Linked DNA regions of Mus musculus: region 1 is linked to region 2. The links are chromatin loops, found by intact Hi-C in ENCODE. Cell type or tissue: heart. All regions are shown on one strand. Links, peaks and the distances in the headings refer to the core of each region. The heading gives the core; the rest is flanking DNA.

Region 1 (8,000 bases), core at 1-8,000, 940 kb after region 2:
GAGGGGTCTGGAGGATCCAGTTGCTGGCCAGCTTCCTCACTGACCATCAGCCTTAGACTTCTTTGGAGCAGATTTCCTTATATAAGAGAAAAGAGAAGAAATAATTATAGAGGGTCCCAAGAGCATCACAAAAACACCAACTCAGGACCTTGTGTAGATATAATCCCAAGCAGCTGATGAGAAACGGAGCTTACTTCCACTCTTAAGTACTCCCCACAAAAGATTCCTCAAAGAGATTACTTACATTTCTGGAGACGACATGGGCCGCTTGCTGGCCGGCTTGGTGCCAGAGCTGTCTTTACTAGTTTCTGAAAGGAATGGGATGGTGAGCAGCCAGGCAAAAGGCAGAAGCACTTGGGTGTACCCCACTTTTCACAGTCTTGACTGCCCATGCCATCCTTCGGGTTCAGTTCCTGCCTCTCAATATCCCTCCTGAGACAGATACCTTCCGGGACCTAGCCTCAGCTACCCATTTTAAGGGCTTTAGGACATGTTGTTCTTGAGCCTAACAGCTTTTGCTTTCTTCAAGCCCCTCCTCCTAACCTTTACTTTTAGACATCCTAGAGTATCTTCTGTGCACCCCTAGAACACAAGAGCATCCTCTATAATACCCTATATGCTCTCATCCAATGTCTGAAGCATCCCTAGTCTAGCTAGGTGTATCTTTGTTCCACTCAGTGCTTTCCCATACCTTCCCTAAAAATTGCCCCAAAAGGCTTGTGAACACTTACCTTGCAACCACCTCACTTGTGTGGCAGGGCCGTAGCCCTTTTCATTGCGGGCAGCAATGCGGAAGATGATGGCAGGCTTTGTAGTATAGTCAATGTGGGCGTTGGAGAGGCTGGAGGACTGCACTAGGCAGGAAGGGCTAGGCCCACAGTACACTCGCATGAAGGCCAGCTGGGCTGGGGTGGAGCTCTTTGGCTCACCACTGGCCTGTGAGCTCTGGATGGCCAGGTACACAGAGTACTCGATGATCTTGCCGGAGGTCACAGACGGTGGCTCCCAGGTGAGGTGAGCACCATCTGGGCTCTAGAACCCAGGACATAAAGTCAAGCCTTGTCTTCTTCAGCCACTGTGGCTTCACAGCCCACCCTGCCTGTACTCAAGAGCAAGAGGGCTAGACGCTTATTAGAACTGCTAATAATCCCTAAAAAAAAAAAAAAAAACCTCCCCCAATCCAACAGCTATTCCAGGGTTCGGTGAGATGGCTCAACAGTATGGTAAACATGCCTGCTACCAAGCCTGATGACTGAGTTCAATTTCCAAGACCCACATGACCTCCTCTGACCTTCAAATGAGCACCGTGTCACAGCTATGCACCCCCCAACTAAATACAAATGTAATAAAAAATTTTAAAAAACCCAAAACAACCCAGATACCCCACATCAAATATTAAAGGACTTTAAAGAGCCTTTATAACACCCTCCCCAACCCATCATCTAATCCATAACTTGTCACTTAGCTTCTTGGTGCCTCAGTTTCTGCATCTGAAAATAGACTAACAAGACCCAGGTCTCCTTGGGACCTTCAGGATTAGACAAAAACATTTACCAACGGAGCACCTGGCATGTATCTTGTTTATTAAGGGTGAATGTAGGCTACTTGAGCTTATCTGGTATACTCCTGGTCCAGTCACCTCCTGGCTCTGTTCATATGTACCACCCTAGAGCAGACAGCAGACCAACAGAAAACAGAAAGATGGCCCATAGAAAGTCTCACCTTGCTGATTTTAATAGCACAAGGAGCCCCTGGGAACCCAGGCAGACAAGTCTTAAAGGCTGAGATCTCACTGAAGGGTCCCCGGCCACAAGCATTGATTCCAGCAACTCGAAATTTGTAAGCCGTGCCTGGCTGTAGCTCCTGCTTCTTTAGCTGGTTATAGTCTGGGACCGTGCCTGAGTCATCCTAAGGCAAGAGGTGGAAAATTAGTAAAGAAGAAAATGGCTTGAGGCCTACAGTCACAAAGAATACTCTGGACGAGGGGGCAGTTCAGTTCTAGAGTGCTTGTCTAGGATGGCCAATGTCCTAGAGTAACATGGGACCAAAAGAAAGTTCAGTCATGGCTGTCTCTTTTATAGCGAGGCCCTAGGGACATGGTAAGGTTAACTGGGGCTTGGTGCTGTTAGAAAAGGATCAGTTTGACTTTCTTACTTGTACTTCCTAACTTTTCAAGTGGCAAAGATGGAGTTCTGTGAGCTCCTCTCACAAGGCAGGGAAACTAAAGTTTGTTTTTATGACAAACTCTCACAGGCACAGCAGGTTCCACCCCACTATCCAAGGGTACCAGTTACTGGGCAATACTTACATCTGACTGAACAGCATCATCTGGTGGCAGAAAATAGTGTGTCACCATTACACTGGTACCCTTAATGACCCCCACATCAAACCACTGGTTCTCCTTTTTCACAGGGGCTTTGCTGGGTGGGGGTGGCAAGTCCGGTTTCTGGGGAACAGAAATGAGATAATATCAAGCCCTTGTGGCCCAAAGGCAGTGCTGCCCTATCTCCTAGGGCCAGTGACCCAGACTCACCACACCCAGGGACTCAATGCCATTGGCCACTTCAGTAAGGGTAGCTGCAGCCTGCATCTTTGCTGGACTAGCTACAACAGGCTGGGGAGCCACAAATGTGTTAGATGGAGCCAGGCCTGGAAAGAAACAAAGTATCAGCTGGGAGAAGGTACTGTTTTGAGGCAGAACCTCCACGCCACTTTGTTACACTGTGTTCACCTCCCATCCGTTCAACTCTATTAATGATTTACCCCTGCCAAAAAGCAGCCCAGCTTACTCTCGGTAGCTGTTGAGGGTAGCAAAGCCACGGTGCTTGGGACAGCACTAGCTAACTCGTTGAGGCAGTTGCTCTCGATGGATGGGTCATTGAGACTGTCAGCTGGGGCCAGAGCCTCAGTGGGAAGATGGTGCTGTTGCTGGGCTTGAGCTTGAGCCTCCTGGAGCTGCTGCTGCTGCTGCACCAGGGCTGCAAGCTCCTGCTGTGTCAACACAATGGGTATGGTGGTAGCCTGACCCTCTTGGCCTTCAGCTGAAAGGTGACCCAGTTCTGCTTGTGTCACTGCTGCTGCTGCTTCAGATGTATCCATGGGCTCCCCAGTGCCTGCTCCAGGACCAAGAAAACTACTATTCAAAAAGGAACACAAGTGTGCCTAGCCCAATGGGCAGCAATGGCGTCCCCGAGATTTCGTTTCCCTAAGCATTTTTATCCTGCCCACACCTTATTATACCCCTCACCACTAGGTCCCATGTCTCCTCCCTGGACTACTCGTTCTACATAAGCCTCTCTTGACTCTCTTGAGTTACATTGTACACCCTCACAGGAAGCAGATCTCAAGTAGCCCCCAAATGGTGCCTTAGCCCTCTCTGTAAGGCTGTCTGTCACTCATCCTAAGGGGCCTATCCCTCAAATCTGCCAGCTGATACCTACCCATGACAGCCTGCTGTGCGGCCTGGAGCACAGCCTGGATGGCCAAGGCTTGGGCTTCTTCAGTGGCTGCAGCTTGAGCAGCTGCTTCAGCAGCAGCAGTCACTGCCAGCTCCTCTGGAGTGAGCCCTGTTACCATAAGGGTTGTGGTGCCCGCCTGGGCTTCAGCCATCAGCTCTTGGGGAAGTGATAACTGGTCTACTTCAGACTGTGTGGGTGGGGGTGGTTGGACCACCACAGTGGCCACGACAGCAGAGGTGGTAGGCTCCTGGCCTGAAGATGGGTCCCCAGTGCTGCTCAGATCCACGGCGGCCTGGAGCTCAGGGGTCTGGGAGGCTGACAGGACCTCAGTAGACTCCCCCATCAGGGGTGTGGAGGCAGACTGCAGGAGTTGCCGTGGAGGCAGCTGCTGGCGAGGCCCTGGTGAGACCTGGAGTTCCTCTGGGGGCTGCAGGATGTCAACAGCAGAGAAGGGCATGTCAGAAGTTTCTGTGTTGGCTATGGTCACTGTTATCGTGGCTGGGATGGGGACTTCGGAATTCAGAGCCCCTGGGGTAGTCTCAGTCAATGATGAGATGTTCTAGAAAGGGAGAGAAGCCCCCGTCAGAGGGAGAGGGGAGGAGACAAAGGCTAGAACCAGGCAGTGGGGCAGAAAAACAAGATAGCCTTTGTTTTGTCCCTGTAGGCCTATGGTATCACCCACAACATTTATCTTGGGTAAATGTAAATGAGGAATGTGAGTCAAGAAGCATCAGCAAGGGTGTGACAAGAGGAAAGCCCCTGGGTCAAGTTTCCACTCATGCCCAGAAGACTTCACTGTAGAGACAAATGATGGGGAACAGCAAAGAAGGAAACCAACAGTGGAGATAAAGTACCAACGCTCCTCTAAGGGACTGTTTGCCTCCTGCCTCCCAGGCACCAAGATTGCCCTTTTATGGTCTAGAAGAACAACCAAGGAACAATACCATTCTGGAACAAGGGCGACATCTAGTGTCCATTTATGGACAGCACAGATGAAAGTGGGCAAAAGGCCACAGAAAGGATCCTTTGGGGTGAGGCTTACCGGCACAGAGGGACCAGGGACTGGTGTAGACTGTGTCACAGTGGTCACTGCTCGTGGCAATGTAGAAGACACACTTGTAGTGATAGCACTGGCACTGGTGATATTTGTGCTGTCACCTTGGGTGCTTGCCACCTCTCCTTGGTCACTGGCAGCTGGTGGAGGGTCTGTGGGTGTGTCAAAGGGGAGATCAGTTGACTCTCTTTGCTTTTACCACCACAGGTTTCCTAGGATTCACCCCCCCCCCCCCGCGCAAAAATAGACTATCTGTACCTCCTCTACCGGACACTTCTACTTACCTTGGTTTGAGCTCATGTTAGAGGTGACAGTGGTGGCTGTGTGCGTGGTACCTGTCTCGTGGGTCTCGCAAGGAGGGTTGGAGCATACCCTCTGTGTTGGGAAAGAGGCCAGCAATGTGGAACCAGCCTGGGAGGTGACAGTGGGCACTGCTACCACCTCTAAGCCCGACTCCAGGGTTCCATGAGAGGAAGTAGCATCAGGAATCAGGGTACCCACACTGACTGACATAGTGGTGCCAGTGGAAGTGGTCTGGTGTGTCTCGCAGGGATGGCCACTGGCAGGCTGTTGTCCACCCTCAGGCTGGCCTGCACCTCCATTTGATGTGGCAGTGGTAGCTGTGTGTGTGGTGCCCGTCTCATGAGTCTCACAAGGCGGGTTGGAGCATACTCGCTGAGCACTGCCCGCATTGGAGGTAGTGGCGGTGTTGGTGGTACCCGTCTCATGGGTCTCACATGGCGGGTTGGAGCAGACTTGGGTGACAGTAGCCGAAGGGCACAGCAGTGCCTCTAGGGCTGTCATAGTCATGGTGCTGCTAGGAGAGCTTGCCTGGAGGCTCTCATATGTAGATGTGGGGACCACCCGAGCTGCACCAAGCTCCCCAGCAACCATGATAGAGCGGGTTGTGGTTGGGGTATTAGTTGTGTAAGTATGATATGTCTCTGGTTGGCGCCCTGTGGGCATGTCCTTGCTGCTGGGGCCACTTAGCCCAACTCTGACACTTGGAAGGGCTAGTTGCACAAAGGCAGGGCTGTGGCTCCCAGACTCCAGTGCCACACTTGGCCTAAGCAGGGGGCCAGCTGAGCATGGAGCTCCAGTGGCCTGCACAGTCATGGTGGTGGTGGTCATGTTGGTCTGCTGGGTTTGGCACTGAGGCTTCACGGTACCCTGGACTCTCTCCAATGCCCCAGGAGCCACAGTGATCCGCACTACAGTGGGGGTGTTAGTGGTACGACGAGTGTCTCGCTGCTGCCCAGTGCCCATGCTGGACATTGCTGTAGTGGCAGTGCTGGTGGTGCCTGTCTCATGAGTCTCACAGGGGGGGTTCGAGCAGCCATGCTGCCCAGCCATGTTGGAGGTGGCTGTTGTGGCAGTGTTGGTAGTGCCCGTCTCATGGGTCTCACAGGGGGGGTTTGAACAGACACGGACCACATTACCATTCTGTTGTCCTACAGCTGAGGTCACAAGTGAAGCAGCTGTCTCCTGTCTGTCACAAACAAACTGCACCTGGGTAGGTTGAGGATGTCCCCCAAGGTTAGCCACAACAGTGGTGGTAGCTGTGTTGGTGGTGCCTGTTTCATGGGTTTCACAGGGTGGGTTGGAACACACCAGTGTCACAGTGCCGGGCTGCACATCACCCTGGCCTGAGTCAGCGATGGTGACTGTTGCTGTGGGCTGCTCTGTAGTAGGTGAGGCCAAAATGGATACAGGAAGGTCATGTACAGGCTGTGCTTCAACCCCACTGGGTGCTGTAATCAGAGTGACCTGGGTAGGCTGGGAGACAGGCTGGGGAAAGAGAACAGAGGAGTTAGTGCCTGGACTATGTGATTTTGCATTTACCTCTCCTACTATCCTATGCTCGCCCATGTTGACTGGGACCACCAACTCTGTTAACTATCCAAGGCAAATCTAAGAAAAGTTTGGCCCGTGATCTCAAAACAATGACTTACTTAGAGCCGAGGATGAAGGGACAATGAGGCAGAGCTGGGGCAGGAGGAGTTGTACGATAGTCAAGCCTTTTTCCAGACAGTGTACAAAGGCCAGTAAAATAAGTTCCCTTACCACTTCTTGTCCAGTTAAGAAGAAAAGATGACAAGAGAACAAATACTGTATGTACATTATGAGATCCTAGTGTCTGCAAACTGGACATAGCTCAAATGTGTCACCAGGAAAGACTGAGACAGAGATCACACCATGTGCAGAAAAGCTGTCATAATTATATAGGTCTATAGAACTGAATCTGGAAAGGGGAGAAAGGCTAAAATGCCCCCTACTTTCATGTGGGAGTGCTGCTGTGTATGGTGGTACACCCTTAGGACCCACTTACCTGCATTGTGATTGTGGGTGTGGTAAGCCCACCAGCAGCTGTTAGTGTAGTCTGTGCAGCTGACACTGTGATAGCAGTAGGGTTGATCACCTGGCTTGAGAGCGTAGCAATAGTGCCCAAGGTAGTGATAGGTGTAGCCAGGGAAGCACTGGTGCTATGTGCCCCAGCTCCGGCCAGGCTGGTGGAGACAGTGCCTGTCACTGTGCCTAGCGTTGTAACACCTAAATGGAGGGAAAGGCAAAGGCAGAATGAGGCCTATTGCTACCACTTTCTATCTAGCAGCCTGTCTCTCTCTCGAGGGCTAGGGAATGGGAGCCCTGCCATGTAGCCACCAAGGACAGAAGGCTCTGGAGAGAGGACCTGTTATCCTCCCCCAGCCATTGCTGAGGACCTGGCCTGCAGGCTACACACCTGTGGTACCCTTCACAACCAATGTGGTGACAGCTGGCTTGACAGCAGAGACGGTGACAGGGGTGACCAGGCGAACGCCGCCCATAGGCACAGTACGGAGGATGGTGCCTGGTTGTCCAGGGGCCCCCTTTAGCACCACCTGGAACAGCAGAGCAAAGTGCCACCAATGTCACTTTCAGGCTGAATGGACTGTGCTGCCCCTCTCAGACCTGTTAGGATGACACATGTGGTCTATGCTAGACTGAAGTGAAGAGGGGTCATGTGTGCCTCACCTGGGTCACTCCTTGTTGCCCATGGCCAGTAGCAATCTTGGGGACAGCAGTGATGATTTTAGCAGGCGCTCCTGTTCCTGAAGTCATCACTTTGGTGGTGATAATTGTAATTGGGGACTTAATGCCAGGACTGCTGGTAACACCTGCATTGGGGAAGGATTCAGAGAAAATAAGCTGTGAGGACTTATCTTTTTGATTTATACTCACCAGCAAACCAGCAAAGGCCTTTTGAAAGCTGCCTGTTTACCTGTGGCACCTGCCTGGGTGATAATGGCCGACATAGGAATGGTCTTAATAATGGTAGTTGTGCCAGGTTTGGTGGTGCTGGGAGAAACACTACTGATGCCCAGGATAGTGGGCTTGGTCCCTGCCCCACTAGCCTGTGTGGTGGTAATGATGGTTGTGGGCTTGCCATCTGCTGATGTCACCAGCTTCAGGATAGTCCCCGCTGGCAGGGGTCCTTTGGTCTAAAAAGG
Region 2 (16,950 bases), core at 1-8,000:
TAGCAGCCCAGAATTCCTCGTGTCTTGCTCTAGTGACCATTGACCATCAATGTGGCTACCTCCCTCTGAGTTTTCACCTTTTGTTTCCATTCTTGTTTGAAAGCTGTTAAATCTGAATAGCAATGTTTGCCTAGAGTCCACTGGAACTTGGATTGGCTCTGATCACAATAATTTAGAGAGGCAAAGATTTCTGCTCCCAAGTCATCTAAATTACACGAGGTCACAGCCTAATGAACGTGCTGAAACAGGCATTGGTGCAGGAAAAAAAAAAAAAGGTGAGATGCCAGTGCTTCCCACCGCCATTACCAGTACCACATCCTTTGCCCATGCATGTTTTACTTCTTGTTGGATTTTCTTCTTCTCCAGACTTAGCCACTACTGAACCCCCATCATTGACTCTCCAATTCCTGCAGAACAAATCCAAGTCCCTAACTCATAGCTATAGGCCCATCCCTCAGCAAGGAATGGCCTCGGGTACAATGAATGTGTGGGGAAGGCAGAAAAACAAAAAACAATAACAGACTAATGAATGACCTAATAATAGAGGAATCTCTGCCTTCTTACAAAGTCTGCCTTCCCCACATACTCATCTGCATAAGTAGCCTTTGTCTCCAGGGATGCCTCTGTTTTAGTTTGGAACCATGTTGGAATTGGTAGAACTGTCACTTTTTTTATTATTATTATTGTTGGTCTGAAGAGAGCTGAAACTGCTGAAGGGCCAGCCCATCCTCATGACCTCCTGAAGTCCACCCCACGTGGATCCATCCCTTGAGGACACTTTTCTAGGTGCTTTCCCAGCTGGTTCTCCCAGCAGCAGGTTCATTTTCTCACTAATCTACCTAGTTGCAGCGGGTGCCTGGAGACAGATAAAGTAGGCCCCACCTCGGTAATCTCTGTTTTGAAGAGGTCTGGGAAAGGCCATTAGGCCAGGGACTCGGTTCTTTGAGTTGCTACTAATGTAACTTTTTGCTATCTTTGCAGGCATCAGAAAGATCTTTCCCAAATAAACCACAATGTGTTTATCCCCCTCTTTCAACTTCTCAATGGCTCTCTACTTCCTTGAAATTAAGCCGAAACCCCTGTCTCTAGCTCCTATAGTTCTGCATGGCAGTGGGGACTCCCTATCCAGCCTTTTCTTTCTCCTGTACCACAGTGCTGCAAACTGTTTCAGAGTGCTATTGGCTATTGTAGAAGACATCTGATCTAGTCTGGCTCTGGTGGCTTTCTTTTGGACTGTTCATTGGCATCATCCTTCCATTTGTTTTACATGAAGCTAAACCTTAAACTCATTTGCAAAATAACATGAAGTATCTTTCTAGATTTGTAGGATTTAGTGCAGTCTGTTACAGTTATCTCACTTATACTAGTTTGAAGTTTGATTTTGTATGTATATGTGGGTGTACATGTGTATGCATGTCTGTGTGTATGTTCACATGGGTATGCTCCTGTGTGTGTGTGTGTGTGTGTTTATGTGTGTCTGTGTGTTTGTGTATGCGCATGTGTGTCAAGACCAGAGATCAACTTCTAGTGTCATTCCTTAGGCACCATACATCGTGTTTTGTGAGACAGGATCTCTTATCAGGACCTAGGATTTAACATGTTCCAAAGCATAGAGTAGTTGAAGACTAATGAGTGAGGAGACTGGATCAGGGCCGTGTTCCATATAATGAAATTTTATCAGGTTTTAATCCAAAGAAGAACGGCTGTGGTTTATAGACTTAAAGATGAATAGGTATTTGAATTTTAACACCACACTACAGTCACCTTTTACATTAAATCATATGCTGGGAGGTGGTGTGGAAAATGGATCTGTAAGCTACAGGCCTTGTTATGCACCTTTTTTTTTCTTTTAAATTTTACTAACGATTAGAACTGAGGAAAATAATAGCTGATGATAGCTACAGTATGTTGTTTTTATGTACTTTACAGTTGCCTCAATAACCCTGTGAGATGGGTAAATGGGGAAACAAACAGGTTAAGTGATTTATCCAAAACCATACCCGTGGTAGCTGAGAGCTAATGAACAGCCTCAAGGAGAAACCTTCTGAGAAACTTGAGCAAGCTAGTTGATGAAATGTGTTTGAAGGCTAATGTCTCCTTCCAGCTGGTGTACTTAATCTGGTGTTATTCCCCAAGCCAAGAAAGATTTCTGATTGTGCAATTTGATAGAGGAGAAAACTTGGGTCCACACATGTGATGAGCAAATAGGAATAAACTCTAAATCTGCCCTACTGCAGAGCTCAGGCCCAGATAGTAACATTGCTCTAATATTTACCCGTTTGAAAAATCAAAGCAAACATTTCTGATGACACTGTTTAATAACTGGCTATGTTTGGATTGTTTTTTTTCCCATTTAAATTAAAAAAATTATATGTATAAGTGTTTTGCCTGCACATGTATGTTTTTGCACACCACCCATTTGCCACGTCAGTGGTGGCCAGTAGAGAGAGGACAGTGGATCCTCGGAGACTAGAGTTAGAGATTGTTTCTAGCTGTATGTGGGTGCTTGTAATAAAACTTAAGATTTCTAAAGAGTACACACTGCTCTTAACTGCTGAACCATCTTTCTAGCCCTTCATCTGGGGAAATATTAATAACAAGAGTTCTTGAGATTTTTGTTTAATTTCCTGAAGGTATGTCTCCAGCGTTTTTCTTAAGCATTTCAATTTCCTCTCTTCTCCAGTATACACTGGAGATGGCAGCTCTCAATCAGAGGTTTGTCCTGCCCACCCCTACCCTCTTGCGTCATACAGTAGTAACCGAAGATTTTTTGGGTTGCCACAACCGAGGGTGGCTTCTAAAGGCTAAAAATCATGGATGCTGCTAAACGACCTATAGTGACAGGTGATATTAGTGCCTCATTCTCAACACACACAGTATTATTATCCAGACAAAAACGTTAATATTAATATTGACAAGCCTTGCTCTAGCAACTTATGTTCACTTGGGGGAACACACACACACTGAGGAGTGTGTCAGCATAGATCTAGTCAGACTGCCGCAGACAGGCACCACGAATACGGACGCATGCACCCGTGACTGCAGCAGATTTCTGTTGCGCAGGCAGATTTGGATCGCTCCTGCGGGGGGGGGGCGGGGAGGGAAGGGGGGAGGGGGCGCATGCGCATGAGTAAGCTAGCCAGCTCCAGGGTAAGAATACACCTACTCGCGCGGCCATTTCCTGCAGCCGCTAGCTCAGGCTGAGGTGCCCGCTATGAAAGGAGAGTACAAAATGGCTGCTCCAGAGACCAGCTTCTAAGGGGCTCCTCCTGAGGCAGTGCTAGCTCCAGCCACGAGATGGCGCTGGAGGATCACAAATGGTCCCTGTTGCGCCAGTGCACTCCCGTTACCCATCCCCCTACTAGTAATGTCAGAGGGCGGTTGACTACAGTAGCCTACTTAGGAGTGACCAAACCCAAGGATAGTCCCCTTTCCTTTGATAAACAGTGGTTGATGGGCTTGAGGACAGACCCAGGTGACAAAGTTAATGTAAATGTCAGAAGCCTTAGGAGCTTTACCCAGTGTTCATTTGATTGTGCAAAGTGGACTAAATGCAGGGATTCTTGAGCTTGAATTTAAGCCCAAGGTAACTTTATGGGACCCTTGGATCACTCAGCTCTTACATGAACAATAATGGAAATAGTTTCCACCATAGACAGTTCAAAGAGTTAAATGGGTTTACATATGTAAAGCATGCAGGACACTGAGGAGTGTGTACAAAATATTATCAAATGCTACATTTATTCTTTATTTTATTTTATTTTATTTTACTTTTAATTTATTTTTTACACTCCATGTTCCATTCCCTGCTCCCCCCATCCACCCTCCAACTGCTCCATATCCCATACCTCCTCCCCACCCCACTCTGTCTCCACGTGGATGTCTCTACCCCACCCCACCTGAGCTCTAAACTCCCTGGGGCCTCCAGTCTCTTGAGGGTTAGGTGCATCATCTCTGAATGAACACAGACCTGGAAGTTCTCTGCTGTATGTGTGTTGGGGGCCTCATATCAGCTGGTGTATGTTGCCTGTTTGGTGGTCCAGTGTCTGAGAGATCTTGGAGGTCCAGATTAATTGAGACTTGCTGGTCCTCCTACAGGATCGCTCTTCTCCTCAGCTTCTTTCAGCCTTCCCTAATTCAACAACAGGGGACAGCTGCTTCTGTCCATTGGTTGGGTGCAAATATCTGCATCTGACTCAGCTGCTTGTTGGGTCCTTCGGAGGGCAGTCATGATAGGTCCCTTTTTGTGAGTGCTCCATAGCCTCAGTAATCAAATGCTACCTTTATAAAACCTTCAAGATAGATAAAGTTCTGCCAATTTTTTTTTTTGTTGTTTATTCAGTCATTTGATAGCACACCGTCTTACCTTTTTCCTTCAAAGTTTTGGTATCACATGTTAAATCTAAGACTTAGATTGTTTTCTTCTTTGTTGTGTTGCAAGTGTGGATTTTTTCTAGTTTGTATTTGACACACGAAGGTGAGTGTTAGACATGTACTCAGTGCTGGCAACTGTGGTCAGGCAGCAGATTACATTGCGTAGAAAGTGGCATTGTCTTCTTGTGCAGTATGTAGTTAGGTCAAAAATTGGCAGTGGTTGCCTTAAGCTACCAGAGTCTGTGAAGGCTTCAGAGAATTCAACAGATATCACATCCTATGGGCCTCCTTCTCTCTCCCCACTCCAGTTTAGCAGTAGCTGAGGCCGAGTGGCAAGAAATTAAGATACTCCCTTCAGGATGTTATAGTGCACAGAAAGGCATCCTGTGAGGGTTTGACCAATATCTTTTTCATGACCTATAAAGGTTACAGCTGAAACTGCAGTTGCCCTGCTTCAAGGCCCAGGGTTTCCCCATATTGCCCTGCCTCCGAGCGGCTCTTTCTGAAGAACCTTGCCTCTGTTTACTCAGCACTACTTCCTGGCAGAGCTGGAACCAGCAGAGGAGTTTAGTATCCTCTTACCTGAGGCTGAAAACTTCAATTAGTTTTACAACCTAGTCCCTGAAAAGCATGGCCATCGCACATTCTTTTTGTTCTGCCAGCTTAGAGCCTCCCAGGGATGGTAGTCACTGATAATGGGTTTTTATTCTGTCCTTACCTCAGGAGTTCCCAGAGCACTGCAGGGAGGTTCTAAGATGATAAAATAAAGAGACAGGAGTAGTGATGAGAGATGAGTGCAACACCTTCTACTGTCTTTCCTGTGGCCCCCACCTTTGAGAGGACATTGCAGACAAACTGAGGAAGACATACCCTCCTCGATGGCCTCAGATGTAGCTCGAGCTGTTTATGTCAGTGCGGTAGCTTGTTTTTCTTACTCCAGGCCACTGCCTGGGTTCTCTGAATGTGCTCAGAATGTTGATACCCTGGTCCTGGGGCGGTGTTGACTGCTTTCTCGGGTTTGAGATGTTGGAATGGGACTGTGATCAACATAAGAAGTCTGCATGTTTCTTGGTGCATGAGGCAAGAGGCAAGTCTGTTTCCCAGAGCGTACATGGTAAGCTGCTAGGTTTGCTGAGGACTACTTTTCTTTATCCAGTGGTGGTGTCAAAGTATGACAGGGAGCATGAGTGACACGGACTGTGGGGAAGAGAGAAATGGAATGAAAAAGACAAGGAAGGACCACGCTTAAGAAAGCAAAAGAGAGAGTGAAGACAGTTTGTGTGTGTGTGTGTGTGTGTGTGTGTGTGTGTGTGTGTCTGCACGGGAATGATGGATACTGTGACTGTAACGAAAGGTAACTGTGAAGTATGGGCAGATTTTCAAACCTCCGCTCTCATTTGTGGTTCGGAGATTTTAAAGGGTACATAAAATCAATGACATAAAATTAGAAATGGAAATATCTAGGGGAACAAAGGGAATTAGTTGGAGGTGTGTGTAAAATGAGAGTCAAGGTATATGGGGGAAATATGTTCAGTGTACAAAATGCTTGTTTTAAATTGTCCTTATGTAACATAACACAGTGTACCAGGTACAATAAGAGACACAACAAAAACATTTTAAAATAAATTTTTACAAGAACAGCCTACGGATGCAGGAGAAAGTTCTGTGGTGTTTGGGGGAGTGAGGTTGAACTTAGGTTTGAAGGCTAAGGAAGATTTCCCCCAAACGACATGCTAATGAAGGCATTGCAGATTGAGGAAACCAGAGACCCGTCAAAGAGAGGTATATGGTGAGTGTCTTAGGGTTTTACTGCTGTGAACAGGCACCATGACCAAGGCAACTCTTATAAGGACAGCATTTAATTGGGGCTGGCTTACAGGTTCAGAAGTTCAGCCCATTATCATCAAGGTGGGAGCATGGCAGCATCCAGGCAGGCACAGTGCAAGAGGAACTGAGAATTCTACATCTTCATTTGAAGGTTGATAGTGGAAGACTGACTTCCAGGCAGCTAGGATGAGGGTCTTAAAGCGCACACCCACAGTGACACACCTACTCCAACAAGGCCACAGCTCCTACTAGTGCCACTCCCTGGGCTGAGCATATACAAACCATCACAGTGAGTGTAAATTTAGAGTGACTATAGGAAAGAAAAGCTAATTGGTGCCCTTGCCAGGAAGCCCTGAAAGGAAACTAAGCAGTCACTTACTCATGAGCTGGTGACTGCAAACTATATTCTGAAGAGCTGAAGGACCAGCGATGCTTTTCAATTAGGAGAGGAGTTCAAGAGGAGTTGCAGGACTGTCAGGCCAGGGAGGTGCACAGCAGCACGAGGCAGGTGGCTTGTACCGAACCTGCGGCTCAGACTGAGAGTGACCTGATAAGGCTGCAAGGGTTGCTGACTTTAACTAAAGACAATAGTGATGGAAAAGTAGTACCCAGGGATGCTTCCATATTTCTGTTTGGGGTGACAGGCTGGATGTTGAAAGGAACTAGCTGAGGATGAGGAAGTTAGAGGAGATGCTGTGCAGATGTGACAATATTAAGGTCATTGGGCCATGTTGACTCTGAAGCGCCTGTAGGAGACCTAGGTGACAAGAAGCCCACTAGGTTAGAGTTGAGTTAAGATCTGACCACTGACTAGAGACCTGAGGGTTGTCAGTTTATAGATGACAAGTGAGAGGAGGGTATAAGAGCAGTCTGGAAGCCAGTGCATAGATACATCCCTGAGGGACTGGTGCATGAAGAAGGAACATAACTCTTTCTCTAAACCAGGAACATGCTTGGCATAAGCCATGAGCTTGTGCAAGACCTCCTGACCCCAACTCTCCAATTTTCTTTATCTTCTCAATTGTTGGTGGTTTAACTTAGGACACTTTCAAAACTGCTTGCTTTCTGGGAATTGGGGGGCTGCTTGCCTCTTGAGATGGGTCTCCCAGTGCCCTTGGGAAGTAACATTCAGATTCCAGAGGTCAGCAAGGGTCAAGCCTCTGCTCTTCTCTGTATATGATATACAATATTCATTCTTTCTCAGCACTCCAGATTCTTGTGAGGAGAACAATGCAGCCCCCAAGATCATCAAGGAAATACCTGGCACCCTACAAGATGGACAAAGTGACCCAACTGTGGCTTCTCAGCAACTTGCAGATCTCAGCATCCTAGAGCCACAGGGTAGCCCCAGTGGAGCCGAGCAGCAAATCAAAGCCGAGGACTGTACTAACATGTAAGAGCCCACACTACCTTCTTACTGCCCCGTCGCAGCTGTCAGGGGCCACGATCTAGGAAAAACACTTACGGCACTTACAGCACAAGCCTATTTCTCTTCGCAGCTATGAGAGGCTAAAAAGCAGAAGGATTTGAGTGCAGGTGGTCTCTTGGAGTCATTTGAATGAGAGCACCATGTTATCCACCAACCAGTTGAAGTGGGAAAACTGATGTGGGTTGGAGTTACGGATATGGGGTGTTTTACAACCCTATTCATGGGGTTGTAAGGTCTGAGAAAAGTAGAGCCTGCTATGAATGAGGTTATTATAGTATTGCCATCACTAAAGCTGCCAGTTGGATGAGTTCTTTCACTGTTACTACTACCAGGATGGCCAGAGAAGGCACCAGTGAGTCAATAATTGACCTCTGTGGTGCTGACCTAGGCGTGTGTGGCAACTGAAATAGGCTAACAGCAGGAGTTTGAGGAAACAAGGGTCATACGTTTTCTGTGAGAGTCCAAAAGACCAGGGGGTAAAGCAGTAGGAAATAGTGTTTCCCCTTCCACTCTTCTGAGAGCAACTCAGGCCTCCCACCGTGTGAGCCTTCTGACTCCTAGCCTCAGAAGTGCAGGGCCTGTTCACACCAAGGATGCTTATATAATATTTTCTCAAATTATAGTATGATTGTTCTCCGTTCTATTCTGTCAATTTTTATTTATAAATAAAATCCATTAGAGGCTAGGATTAAATCAGCAATCCTCCGTACTCTGTAACTTTCATTTTTTACGGCTTACTCTAATGATGGTTTTTAAATACTTTAGCCTCTCTTTTAGCCCACCATCCACCAGAGGTAGTGGGAAAGAAAGGATATTGAAAATAATAGATTTATTTTTAAAAGTTCTTTAAAACAACTCTTGTCTATATTGTCTAAAAATCAACAATTTAATTCATAGGTTAATAATGATAGTTCAGTCCATTCACAAACACTTTATAGATAGACCAACAGTTTAATTTGATAGAGTTGAAATAAGAAACACAAATGAACAGAGACAGCGAGGCCTCAGCCTCTGCTCAAGTCAAGAGATACCCAAAGAGATGCCAGGAAAACTTCTCAACTATGTCTCTATCAACAAAACGAAAATGAACCAAGACACAAGACCAACAAATGTTATCCAACTAGTTGTATAAACAAGCCAAGTTTACTTACTCTGTCACTGTCTGTTAAGTTGTTTTTATATGCCCTCTAAACATCACGTGTCCTGCACCAGTCTTGCACATGTGTCTGTCTCAGTTGACATCATTTTGTCAAGCAACCCAATACACAAAAGTGACAAAAAACTAACACACCACCAAAAGCTTCTTACTATGTTTCTCTCTCCCAACAAATAGAGCTCCAGTACACAATGTAAGACAGACCAATACGTGCATATGGTTACCAAAGCAGCCTTTCTCTTATGTCTGCTTCAGCTAAACATTCCCTTACGAGTCTGTCTTAGTCTTTATTTATTTATTTATTTATTTATTACGTATTTTCCTCAATTACATTTCCAATGCTATCCCAAAAGTCCCCCATACCCTCTGTCTTAGTCTTTAACCTGTGTCTATTAAAAAAAAAATACTCCTTCCCTTGTTTGCCCCAACTAAACACCTTCCAACATAACTGACTTTTTAAAGAAGCCTTAAGTTTTCACTCCAGTACTCCTTTCTTTCTTGGGCTTCCTGGCTTCTTCTGCCACTGTCTTGTTCTCACCTCTGCCTTTCCATATCTCAGTTCCAAGAGTCTTAGCAGGAATGAGGATACAGTTGGAGCCCAGAGAGCGTACTGTTCACCAGCAGACTCCGCACACTGTTTTTCTGTTTGTAATAAGCCAAGAAAAATTATCTTGTAATATGACATAGAGGGACGCAGGCAAAGTGTTATTGACGAGGAAGATCTGCAGCAGCTGGAAAGAAAGACCACACAAAAACAAGGAACCAGGAAGGGCCCATAAGATGGACCCTGAGGTTGACAGGAATGGAGTAAGGGGAACCGGGGAACAGAAAGTGGGCTTTTGTAGCTCAGGGAGAGGAGATCATTGGGAAGAACTTGGGATGTTTCCTTCCCGCTGGGTATGAAGAACTCTGGAGGCCTCTTGCTACCTACATTGCAGGTCTGGGGGTCTTCTTTTTCTTTTTTAATTTTATCTCTTCAGTGCTGCTGTTCTCTCTCTCTCTCTCTCTCTCTCTCTCTGTCTGTCTGTCTGTGTGTGTGTATCTGTGTGTCTGTGATGTGTATGAGACATGCTTACCCATGTATGTGTATGAGTATGTGGAGACCAGAGGATAGGGTCAGGTATTTTTATCAGTCTCCACCTTAATAATGTTTTGGGTGGGTATATGTGCGCTATGTGTACATTTATGCGTGTATAGGTGCATGGTGGGTATTGGTGCGTGTATGTAGGTCAAAATTGGCATCAGGTATCTGATAATTTTATTTTTATTGAGACCAGGTCTCTTGTTGAACCTGGAGCTTGCTAATTTCTGCTACTAAGCTAGCCAGCTTGCCCCGGGGATCCTTTCACGGGGCCTACCTCTGCAGTGCTGGGGTTATAAGTGGCTGCTGCATTGCCTAGATTTTTATGTATATTCTGGGGATCCAAACTCCAGTCTTTGTACTTGTGAGCTACCTAGGGAGGGGGGTCAGCATCCTGGATCAGGGCCATGTGTCGCAGCCAGGGTGACTGCCTCCTCAATAATCTACTCTCCGCCCATGGCCTGCAGTTCTCCAGACTTTGATATTGGGTGAGGAAGTTAGTCCTACAAAAAGATTGTTTTGTCTGATTTCTTAACTAGCAAACTAGACTGTTTTTCCCTGCTCCTCCACCCTGGCTGCCACAGTCCCAGTAACCTGACGGGCAAGTTACCAACACCAATACCCTAGCCTGCAGTCCAGAATTCAGAGTAAAAATTGGAAAATGGCAGTCTCACGCATGAGTCATTCAAGAGCAATGATAAGGGATTTGCACCGACTGTTCCCAAAACACTGGCATGCTTTTAAAGGTCTTGAAGTTGCAAACTTTGGGGTTAGGGCAGAAAGTTCTATTTGAATCAAGAAGTAGAGACATGCTTACTCTTTTTTCGTTTCTTTCAGGCTGATGAGCCCTTCAAGCTGCATGGTCACTGTTACCATCTCTGACACCTCTGAACAATCTCAATTGTGTGTTCCTGGTGTCTCAAGCAAGGTGGACTCCAGCTCAACTATGTAAGAAGGGCCATTTAGCAAGTCTTGGTGTCCTTTAGCATGGGGTTTCCTTATAATCTCCTTGCAAGTAAAGGATACCACTTTCCTTCTCTGCTGTTTTCTCTTTTATGTCTTTTCCAGCTCCTAGCATCCCAGTAGCAAATGCACAGATAGAATATAGTCCTTAGTCCCTCAAGTATAAATTTTACATTCTCCAAGCCTATTGGCAGGACTGTAACATGCTTTCCTTCTCAGCTCAACAAGACGTGGAACATACAAAGCTAGCAGATACAACCAATGGGAGGTTTTGCCCTCTGTATGAAAGCCATGGAGGCCAGGCTGATCTCTCCACCCCTCTTTCACTGCTTTCCCTGTACTGTTGAATACCCTTAGCCTACAAGAAGGGATGCAATTCAAGGACTCCGCTGAGTGAGCAGTATGTGTAAGATCTCTGCTGATTAGGCCAGGGGGCTGGGACATGGAAATGAGGGTCAAGGGTGGGGCTACACTGAGCCAGCCTGAAGCAAACCTTGTTTCTAACGCTTGCAGAGGCTTTCCAAAACATAGATTAAGGTTAATGTAGGCCCCTGGAACCCGATTGATAATGGAGTTGGAAGTGTAGCAGGTGACCGCTTCAGGGAAGGCATGAGTGTCCATGTACAATGGCATCAGCAGCCTGCCATCTGTCTGCAGCTTCCCCTGCAGCCTGGCTTGTGGAGCCCACTTGCCCCTCTACCCTACGCCTTCATTGAGCTTCTGCATTTCCTTCACGCCGGGCTAGGGGCACTGACTCTCCTCTGTGGGCCAGGCCCAGTCCTCTAGAATCTTCTAGTACACATTGCTATTTTGCTGTGCTCCTTCTACAGCAAAGGGATTCTCTTCGTGAAGGAGTACATGAATACCAGTGAAGTGTCTTCTGGGAAGCCAGTGTCTTCACACTGTGACAGGTAAGAACAGGTTTCAGCTGATCTGTTGTCATAGCCTGTACTAGGCCCAGTACTGCCTTCGTTCCTACATCCTGCTACCTCAAGCAGGACTTAGTGGACAGTACCTACTGGGTAATCTTCCAGTAAGTGACAGCATACTGCAATGCTGCCTACTAATGCATGATTTATGGATTTTCAGATTGTCTTTCTAGTTAGGTGGATAGAAAATCTAGCCCCCATGTTCTTTCATGCTAGATGGACCCACTGAACCCCTGTTTGCTTTCTGATGCTATGCAAGAAGTTACTTCCGAGACTTTTCAGTACTATTCCACCCACTCACACTCTAGTTTGTGTCAAGTTGATATAAAACTAGCCAGCACAATGGACCAGGGGGTGACACACAGACATATTGCTGTTAAGCCAACTGGGGTCTCTTGCTGCAACTGGACTGTACTTTAACCAATAATAGCCTCTCCCAGCCTCTCTTCAGGGTCTCCAGTCCTGTCACATGCTACCAAGCCCCCAAAGCCCTCCAGACTTACCAGTCCATGCCATGAAATCTAGTGCCACCTGGCTGACTACCAAGTTCAGCTGCCAGGACAGGGTGGAGCCTTGGGCACCTCTGGAGCAGAGTTTCTGAGTGCTAATGCTGAGGGCATACTTCACAAAGGGTTTCACCTCCGTGATGCTGGTGATCCCCACTAAATTATCAGTTCCAGCCAACCAGCATTGATTATCCCAGTATAGGAAACGTTTCATTTGAGTGCTGCTTGCTCCTTGTTATTCACAGCCAATCAGTCTGTCCCAGCTCATCAATACCACAGATTCTTAAAATATACCAGGCCTCCATAGAGTCTTTAAGTGATCCTGTGACTGCTCTCTGGCACCTCACAAGCCAGGCCTCCATCCTCTGCATTGTTCTCAGCTTTCTGAAACTGAAGGCAGGAGCTGATGCAGCAGCCCAGGCGGCACTGGAGCTGATGCAGAGGCTGTGGGGGGGATGCTGCTCTCTGGCTTGCTCTTTATGGCTTGTTCAGCCTGCTTTCTTAAAGAAGCTAAGACAACCAGCCCAGGAGTGGCCCCATTCAAAATCGGCTAGGCCTTCCCATGTCAATCACTAGTTAAGAAACTTCCCTACAGCCTTTTCTATAGGCTGATCTTATGGAGACATTTCCCCCAAGTGCTCTCATCTCTCAAATGATTCTTGCTTATATCAAGTTGTCATAAAAGTAGGCAGTATATCTAGATTCTGATTTCTTCAGTGTATAGGCTCCTAAAAGTTCCCATAGTAGTCCATACACAAATATATGTAGTAAGACTCTACTTTTTTTCTGCTGGTCAAAGGAACTGAGGGTCCCACTGGTACATAAGTCTCAAGAATCTTACCAGAGTGTCTTCTTCATTCTCCATGAAAGAACTCCTCACCAAGAAAAATGTGCCTCCTTAGCACAAGCTTTTGTACCAAAAGTGATTTCTGATCACAATGGTGATGACTGTCAGTGTAGTCATATCTCTAATTGTGTGTGGCCACAAGGCTAATGAGAAAAGTGTCTTCTATGTATGACTATGATAATGATGTGGCCCATGTTGTGCCCTCTTCTCCATTACACTTCTTGCAGTCCCAGCAGCATTGAAGACTCATTGGATCTGGCAAAGAAAGCCCCACATGAAGGTACTCCTTCTGAGAGGTATGTCTGCTTTCTTGAACAGAGGTCTTCCAGTTATGTAGGTGAGAGAGTCCTAAGGCAGACCTCCACATGGGTCTTTCTCTGCTGCTTTGAGGCTTTTGATCTGTTTGCAATTCTGTCATATAGTGGAACACTGCATAAGGTGTTACTACCCCAATCGGGATGTCACATATACGGCAACTGAAGCCTGCAAACCAAGATGAAAAATAGGGCCTGAAAGAGAGCCTAAGGAGGCTCTTGTCAGTAAGATAGACTCTTCAGAGTCGAATCTAATGATTCATTTGACTAACTTGCACTTCTGAATAGATGTTGAAAGAAACAACTACACAAGAGATTGGTATGTAGAGAAAAATGTTTTTGTTTGTTTGTTTGTTTTATTATCAAGAAGACGGAACTAAGAATGCACAATGTCCTAGAGCCATGGAACTGATCGCTAGATGTCAGCAATAAAAGGATGGTTTTAAGGACAAAAAAAGGTTATTTTTAAATTCTTGGAATAGGAAAGAAAAGAATCTGCATCAGAGAGTGAATCTACCCAGGTTACAGTGAGGAAAAAAGGGGAGAAGGAATAAGTTACAGGAAATTAGTTACTGGCAGAGCCAGAAATGAATCCTGGGGCTTGAGTACTAACAGGTTATAGAGATCTCGCCCCTGCCATATGTCTTCTCACTTATTATGAGATCTAACTTACTGTGCTTTACACTCAGAAGCCACAGGTAGACTGGGGAGAAAGTTAAGATGAAGCAAATCTTAACAGTGTGCTCCATTTACCCCAACACAAACGAGTACAGGAGCTTCTATATAGGCAAGGTGACAGATGTCCCTTCCATTATGCCAGATTACTGAATTCTGGACAGTCACAGATCACTTGGTAAGTCATGTTATCAGATAATTTCATAGTCTGTATATGCTACTTTACCAAAATGCCCAAGGCTGGGTATGGTGGCACATGCCTTTATTCCTGGGACTCAGGAGGCAAAGGCAGGTGGATCTCTGTAAATTTGAGGCCAGCTTGGACTACATAGCAAGTTTCAGGCCACCTAGGGCTACACAGTGAGACCTTGTCTCAAAAACAAAACATACAAAGAAGGAAGCACCTACAATGACTTATTTACCTCTTGCTAGGCCCTGCGTCTTAAAAGTCTTACCACATGTCATATTGCCATAGTAAGGACAAAGCCTCTAACACATGACTCTCTGGAGGATACACTCAAGCTTTGTAAAAAACCATGGACTGCTCAGGTGCCTGAGAATTCTACAATTATATAGGAGCAAATGACATATATCATATTCCAGTAGCATGACAGATCAAATACCATGGTTCTCTGTCTCTCCATTGTTCCAATATTAGAATCTACATTACTGATTCGTCACTGGGCTTGGTTACAGGACTGGGATTCTCTCCAAGGACAAGCCCAGTCACTTGTGCACAAGTGTACACAAAGAACATAGGAGAAACAGGGATGCACTGAGAAGAGGATTCTCAGACAATTCTTACATCCAGAGAGTCAGCTATAAGCCAGCAGCAGGATGGCAAGGTGTCTTAGGGTTTCCATAGCTCTGAAGAGACACTATGAACATGGCAACTCTTATAAAGGGAAACATTTAATTGGGGATAGCTTATGATTCAGAAGGTTAGCCCATTATCATCATGGCAGGAATCACAGCATCATGCAGGCAGACATGGTACTGGAGAGGTAGCTGAGAGTTACATCTGGATCCACAGGCAGCAGGAAAAGAGTGAGATACTGGGCATGGCTTAAGTATCTGAGACCTCAAAGCCCACCCCGAGTGACATAGTTCCTCCAACAAAGCCTCCTAATAGTGTCACGCCCTTATGGGCCTTTGAGGAGGCATTTTCATTCAAACCACCACAAAGGGATAAAACATCAGTGCCCATGGCAGTGCTAGGTCCTGGTTACTAGTGACACCATGGCTTCTGTTGAATCACGTCTACATCTCTGGAAGATAGAACTCCTAATTTAAGCCTGTAGGATCAGAGAATAGAATCTGCTTCGGCAGTTCTTGTTGGGGGAAGAAAAGAAAAGGGAGGAAAAGCAGAGATGATTCTCAAAAGTAAAAGGAATCTTGGAACGGAGGATACAACTGATCAAGAAGTATCTTCTAGGACTTTAGCATGAGTTCTGAGTAGGCTATACAATCCAACTAATCATGGGTGGCCTTGATAGTAACTAGAAGAAAGGGTGAGCTCCATGGTCCCAGGCATGTAGAAGAGGCTGTCAAGACTGGTTTAGGAGAATAGTGACAAGTTGAAAAACCACTTTGGCATAGGTTATGCTCCCAGTTATAGAACACAGAACACATTGGAAATCTGGGAATACTGGCAAACCTAGAAAGATCTGCTGCATCATATCAGAAGTGTGGGAACCAGCCTGACTGCTTGGTCCTTGTTTCCATCTCCTAGACCAACCGAAGGGGTCTGTACTTACTGTAGCCATGAGATCCAAGATTGTCCGAAGATTACCCTTGAACATCTTGGCATCTGCTGCCATGAGTATTGTTTTAAGGTAAGAAAGAGGTGTGAGTATTCTGATGATGACGTCAAAGAGTGTGAAAGTGTAGAAGAAACTGGATTTCTGTTCACAGCTGCAAACAATCTCAGAGGCTCATCAGCACTGCGAGTTGCAGAGGAGTGGTGACAGTTCCACATGGCTAATAACAAAATGGAGGCAAAAAGGGGTGGGGATGGGGTCTAACGGGAATGAATAGGATGGCAAGAATGAGAGGATACTGGATTAAATTTTCCTAGGGCACATGTGAACATGTGAACAGATGTCATTGTACCCCATATACAGCACCAAAAACAGATAAAAGAAATTATTTCGCTCAAGTCAAGTTGGGTGAAACAATGAGTTTAATTGGGGTTAATTACAGGATATGTAACTTATGACATAGCTATACCACCAAAGAAAAGTAGTACCCTCCCCTTAGCAACCATGAGCTGCTTATATATTCTTAGAGTTGGGTGTGGTGAGGCCTCCTGCATTTAGTAATATGCCTCATGGAAGCTACAATCTTCTTTGTGAGTACTACAATCGAACATTATTGTGCCTAATCTTATAAAGATCTCACACAGTTAATCACAAATGCCATGATTTTTAAGATGTGACATCCATGTCTTACCAGGACAACAGAGTTCCACAGCAATTTATCCATCCCTCTGAATCCTACCTTTTTGTCTACTCCATCTTTTTTGATGTTTCCTGGCTCTTGGAAGGTTGTGGTACAAATGCATGATTATTTTCTCCCACGTAGACCTAAGCACTGTGCTACCATGCCTCAGCAACAGTTCTATGAGTCGGCAGTGTAACTCGTTAGAAGTCTACAGTAACTACCTCTCACTGCAAAAGAAGCTTCCAGATGAAAATTAACAGCAGCACAATCTGTAGCCATGAACAAATGTCTATTTAATAAATCAGTAACAGTATGTTCCATAGTAGGGCCTATGCACTCCCCAGCCACTGCCTTTGATAGGGCATGTATGGGATATGAATTCCCTTCCATGAAGCTGGCCTTAAATC

The links. A loop is a pair of places that touch in the nucleus more often than their neighbours do. Peaks named below come from ENCODE experiments on the same cell type or tissue, not always from the same donor. Only the 100,000 strongest peaks of a DNase experiment are listed, where the experiment ranks them.
Region 1: a loop joins it to region 2, with 7 times the contacts of the local background. A loop is called at or near these places in 1 of 42 quality-filtered maps.

What each region holds. Positions count from the first base shown.
Region 1 is chrX:73,944,402-73,952,401 of GRCm38, forward strand. Hcfc1 (host cell factor C1) reads right to left here. Exons shown (of 26, transcript NM_008224.4): 13 at 7,772-7,991; 14 at 7,525-7,667; 15 at 7,253-7,391; 16 at 6,842-7,062; 17 at 4,797-6,300; 18 at 4,501-4,664; 19 at 3,441-3,885; 20 at 2,790-3,113; 21 at 2,534-2,649; 22 at 2,309-2,446; 23 at 1,723-1,908; 24 at 732-1,032; 25 at 245-308; 26 at 1-76. The coding sequence ends at 37. Among named protein-coding and RNA genes, the nearest start is that of Renbp, 18 kb to the left of the region's middle. In heart, for the core only: CTCF peaks have their summits at 2,337 and 4,436 (motif pointing left); a DNase peak (open chromatin) is centred at 4,440.
Region 2 is chrX:73,005,035-73,021,984 of GRCm38, forward strand. It overlaps Zfp185 (zinc finger protein 185), which reads left to right. Exons shown (of 19, transcript NM_009549.3): 13 at 7,406-7,594; 14 at 10,705-10,815; 15 at 11,661-11,741; 16 at 13,340-13,408; 17 at 15,834-15,936. Among named protein-coding and RNA genes, the nearest start is that of Mir2137, 21 kb to the left of the region's middle. In heart, for the core only: a CTCF peak has its summit at 3,290 (motif pointing right); a DNase peak (open chromatin) is centred at 3,267; H3K4me3 peaks cover 715 bases; H3K27ac peaks cover 581 bases.